Regions from separate parts of the Homo sapiens genome. Here region 2 is linked to region 1. The links are chromatin loops, found by intact Hi-C in ENCODE. Cell type or tissue: pancreas. All regions are shown on one strand.

What was found. A loop is a pair of places that touch in the nucleus more often than their neighbours do. Peaks named below come from ENCODE experiments on the same cell type or tissue, not always from the same donor. Only the 100,000 strongest peaks of a DNase experiment are listed, where the experiment ranks them.
Region 2: it touches region 1 in a loop (4-fold over the local background); 2 of 110 quality-filtered maps call a loop at or near these places.

What each region holds. Positions count from the first base shown.
Region 1 is chr11:31,743,998-31,746,497 of GRCh38, forward strand. All of the region lies in intron 9 of ELP4 (elongator acetyltransferase complex subunit 4), which reads left to right. The region is part of intron 2 of ELP4-AS1 (ELP4 antisense RNA 1); the gene reads right to left. Among named protein-coding and RNA genes, the nearest start is that of ELP4-AS1, 23 kb to the right of the region's middle. In pancreas, no CTCF peak of the experiment used is centred here; no DNase peak of the experiment used is centred here.
Region 2 is chr11:31,808,846-31,811,345 of GRCh38, forward strand. PAX6 (paired box 6) reads right to left here and starts at 2,477. Exons shown (of 14, transcript NM_001368894.2): 1 at 2,270-2,477; 2 at 1,983-2,170. RefSeq lists enhancers at 2,043-2,500, 2,315-2,372 and a promoter at 2,260-2,500. In pancreas, no CTCF peak of the experiment used is centred here; DNase peaks (open chromatin) are centred at 1,276 and 1,446; H3K4me3 peaks cover 949 bases; H3K27me3 peaks cover 2,198 bases.

The sequences.
Region 1 (2,500 bases):
GACCAATAAAGAAGAAAAGAGAGAAGAATCAAATAGACGCAATAAAAAATGATAAAGGGGATATCACCACCGATCCCACAGAAATACAAACTACCATCAGAGAATACTATAAACACCTCTATGCAAATAAACTAGAAAATCTGGAAGAAATGGATAAATTCCTCAACACGTACATCCACCCAAGACTAAACCAGGAAGAAGTTGAATCTCTGAATAGACCAATAACAGGCTCTGAAATTGAGGCAATAATCAATAGCTTACCAACCAAAAAAAGCTCAGGATCAGATGGATTCACAGCCGAATTCTACCAGAGGTACAAGGAGGAGCTGGTACTATTCCTTCTGAAACTATTCCAATCAATAGAAAAAGAGAGAATCCTCCCTAACTCATTTTATGAGGCCAGCATCATCCTGATACCAAAGCCTGGCAGAGACACAACAAAAAAAGAATTTTGACCAATATCCTTGATGAACATTGATGCAAAAATCCTCAATAAAATACTGGCAAACTGAATCCAGCAGCACATCAAAAAGCTTATCCACCATGATCAAGTGGGCTTCATCCCTGGGATGCAAGGCTGGTTCAACATACGCAAATCAATAAATGTAATTCTGCATTTAAACAGAACCAAAGACAAAAACCACATGATTATCTCAATAGATGCAGAGAAGGCCTTTGACAAAATTCAACAATGCTTCATGCTAAAAACTCTCAATAAATTAGGTATTGATGGGACGTATCTCAAAATAATAAGAGCTATCTATGACAAACCCACAGCCAATATCATACTGAATGGGCAAAAACTGGAAGCATTCCCTTTGAAAACTGGCACAAGACAGGGATGCCCTCTCTCACCACTCCTATTCAACATAGTGTTGGAAGTTCTGGCCAGGGCACTCAGGCAGGGGAAGGAAATAAAGGGTATTCAATTAGGAAAAGAGGAAGTCAAATTGTCCCTGTTTGCAGATGACATGATTGTATATCTAGAAAACCCCATCGTCTCAGCCCAAAATCTCCTCAAGCTGATAAGCAACTTCAGCAAAGTCTCAGGATACAAAATCAATGTGCAAAACTCACAAGCATTCTTATACACCATTAACAGACAAACAGAGAGCCAAATCATGAGTGAACTCCCATTCACAACTGCTTCAAAGAGAATAAAATACCTAGGAATCCAACTTACAAGGGATGTCAAGGACCTCTTCAAGGAGAACTACAAACCACTGCTCAATGAAATAAAAGAGGATACAAACAAATGGAAGAACATTCCATGCTCATGGGTAGGAAGAATCAATATTGTGAAAATGGCCATACTGCCCAAGGTAATTTATAGATTCAATGCCATCCCCATCAAGCTACCAATGACTTTCTTCACAGAATTGGAAAAAACTACTTTACAGTTCATGTGGAACCAAAAAAGAGCCCACTTCGCCAAGTCAATCCTAAGCCAAAAGAACAAAGCTGGAGGCATCATGCTACCTGACTTCAAACTATACCACAAGGCTACAGTAACCAAAACAGCATGGTACTGGTACCAAAACAGAGATATAGACCAATGGAACAGAACAGAGCCCTCAGAAATAATACCACACATCAACAACTATCTGATCTTTGACAAATCTGACAAAAACAAGCAATGGGGAAAGGATTCCCTATTTAATAAATGGTGCTGGGAAAACTGGCTAGCCATATGTAGAAAGCTGAAACTGGATCCCTTCCTTACACCTTATACAAAAATTAATTCAAGATGGATTAAAGACTTAAATGTTAGATCTAAAACCACAAAAACCCTAGAAGAAAACCTAGGCAATATCATTCAGGACATAAGCATGGGCAAGGACTTCATGTCTAAAACACCAAAAGCAATGGCAACAAAAGCCAAAATTGACAAATGGGATCTAATTAAACTAAAGAACTTCTGCACAGCAAAAGAAACTACCATCAGAGTGAACAGGCAACCTACAGAATGGGAGAAAATTTTTGCAACCTACTCATCTGACAAAGGGCTGATATCCAGAATCTACAATGAACTCAAACAAATTTACAAGAAAAAAACAACCTCATCAAAAAGTGGGCAAAGGATCTGAACAGACACTTCTCAAAAGAAGACATTTATGCAGCCAAAAAACACATGAAAAAATGCTCATCATCACTGGCCATCAGAGAAATGCAAATCAAAACCACAATGAGATACCATCTCACACCAGTTAGAATGGCGGTCATTAAAAAGTCAGGAAATAACAGGTGTTGGAGAGGATGTGGAGAAATAGGAACACTTTTACACTGTTGGTGGGACTGTAAACTAGTTCAACCATTGTGGAAGTCAGTGTGGTGATTCCTCACGGATCTAGAACTAGAAATACCATTTGACCCAGCCATCCCATTACTGGGTATATACCCAAAGGATTATAAATCATGCTGCTATAAAGACACATGCACACGTGTGTTTATTGCGTCACTATTCACAATAGCAAATACTTGGAACCAACGTAAATGTCCA
Region 2 (2,500 bases), 65 kb after region 1:
TCCTGTGCACCGGAGAGGTCAGACCCCCAACTGCAGCCTCAGCCCCCCAGCTCAGCCCGAGGCTCTGTACGGCCTCGCTGGGGCCATAGAACCACATCCTGAACGAAGGAGTCTCCAGACATTTTGGAGTCGCCCCAGCCTTGGACCACAAGAGAGTGGTCACTGCCCCCACCTCTCTGTCCCCAACACAAGCCTCAGTTTTCAAATGCTGTTCTTTTTTTAATTACTTAATTCTCAAATTCCATCCCCAAACTCTTTAACTGAGGTAAAGGGGAGAGCTCTCGGTCCTCCCGCCCCCAGCCAAAAGAGTAATTAGCAATTATGATGACAAAGTTTTACTCTCTAGGGCCAAATAAGATAACAACTAATCAAACTGCCTTCACGCTTTTGCAAAGGTCACTGGCTATAAAAAATGTAATGTCAACCGCAACAACTATTATTTCTCTTCAGTAAACTCGCCAGGCTCAAGCTCTTTGCCTTTCATTTCATTTTCTGCTCCCAGCCCCTTCTAAAACCTTCCCAAGTTCGAGTTAAACGTCCAGAATGGCTTAGGGAGCTTGGGAGAGTATAAGAAAAATAAAAAGGAAGAAAGAAAGAAACCACGTTCACTTTGTTTTTAAACTTTCTAGAAATCGCTCATGAATGAAGAGCCAGGTTTTAGCACTCGAAAAAGAAAGCATTTCCACTTGAAATTCAACTCCATTTCCCCCAATTACACTTGCTAAAATTCAGGGCTATTATGGCGCAGGGAGACTGAGAAAATCTGCACAAGGAAAGAGGCAACAACTTTATGAACTTTGAAAAGACACTTTTCCTCCTGGGATCTTAGAATCGAAAGCTCTCAAATTACTCCGACTAATTAGCCGGGAGAAGAAGTGATCAGACGAGGGGGAAGGCCAATGCTTTCATACAGATTTATTTTCAAGGCCTTACCAAGAAAAACATAAGGGGATTCGGAGTAAAACAAACAAAAAAGCAAACCAACTCTGCACCTCAAAACTTGCTGAAATCCCAACACCTGGTGAGACTGGATCAGAGGAAAACAAGGAAAAATACCCACCAAGCGCAGGGGGCCGGAGAACAGGGAAGAGCCCCAGCCTCCGCAAGGCAAGGGAGATGAGAGTCGGGGGAAGCCTGGGGAGCAGAGAGTTTTCAAGTTCCGAGCTCAGCGCTCCAGTGGAGTTGGGGGCAAGAGCCCGGGGGCTGGGTGGAAGCTGACAGTCCTCCCGCTCGGCTCTGAGCTCCCTCGGAGCGCGCGTTCCACCGCCTTGGCCTGGTGGCTTCCTTCCCGGCTCGCGCTAGCTCGCTCTTCCCTCTACCTCCAGCGTGCGGCTGCCTTGCCGACTGACTCCACTCGGGCTGGTGGCGGGCGCGGTGCCCCCCTCGGCGCTCGAGTGCCGGCTGACTCTTCTGCGCCGGAGCCCAGTGCGGCACAAAGCCCGAGGGCCGGCGGGCGGGCGGAGACGCGGCGAGCAGGTTCCCTCGGCGCTCCCTCGGCGAGTCCTCGGAGCGCCCGCTCTCTGCGCGTTCGCTGGGCCTCGGGCTGGACAAAGCAGCCGGCAGCGGTTGCTCTCTGCGGCCGTTCCAGGGCCTTGGGCACCACAGAGCCTCTTCGTCTTTTCCCGCGGGTCGGGAGCATTGGGCGACGCTGGGGCTAGGAGCCGCGGCTGCTGTCGCGCCTGGAGTCTCCCTTCTTCCCGCGAGCTCAGCCCGCGCTGGCGCTGGCGCTGGCGCTGGGGCTGAGCTGGCCGCCCGCCCCGAGCCCTGCGCCGCTCCCGCTCGCCGGCAGTCGCCCTCCGACGCGGGCTTTCGCTGGAAGTAGAAAGTTTGGGCTCCTGCGTGGAAACTTCTCCGGCCCAACTCTCCCGGCGTAGCAGTGGGGGAGGGGACCGGCGAGAGGGGAGGAAGGAAGGGGGGAGGAAGGGGGAGACCTGTCTGAATATTGCAATAAAAATAAAGCGAGAAGAAAGAAGCGGACTCACCTTTATGAGGCATCCTTTCTGGTTGTCACAGCTTCTGTCAAGAGTTTTGTTTGGTTGGGGTTTTTTGTGCTGCTGTTGTTGCTTGAAGACCACAATGGTTTGAAATGACGGTGTTTTAAAGGAGTTGCTGGTGAGAGTTTTCTCCACGGATGTTGCTGGGTTGGTGTGTGAGAGCAATTCTCAGATTCCTGGGAAGGAGACAGAGATTGACAATAAAATGGGCTGTCAGCGGCTGGAGAGTGAGAGATAAAGAGTGTGGGTGAGGGAAGTGGCTGCAGCCAGCACACCTATGCTGATTGGTGATGGCTCAAGTGTGTTAATGTGTGTGTGCCGGCGCCCGGCCTCGCCTCCACCGCTCCTCACTGGCCCATTAGCGAAGCCTGACCTCTGTCATCATCCTCCAGCAAAACACTTCCTCCTGCGCCTGAACCAGAGCGGGAAATGAGGCCGAGCCACGGTTCCCTTTTCAAACCCACTAATCACTCCGCAACATGCAAATGCACCGCTCGCTCTCACAC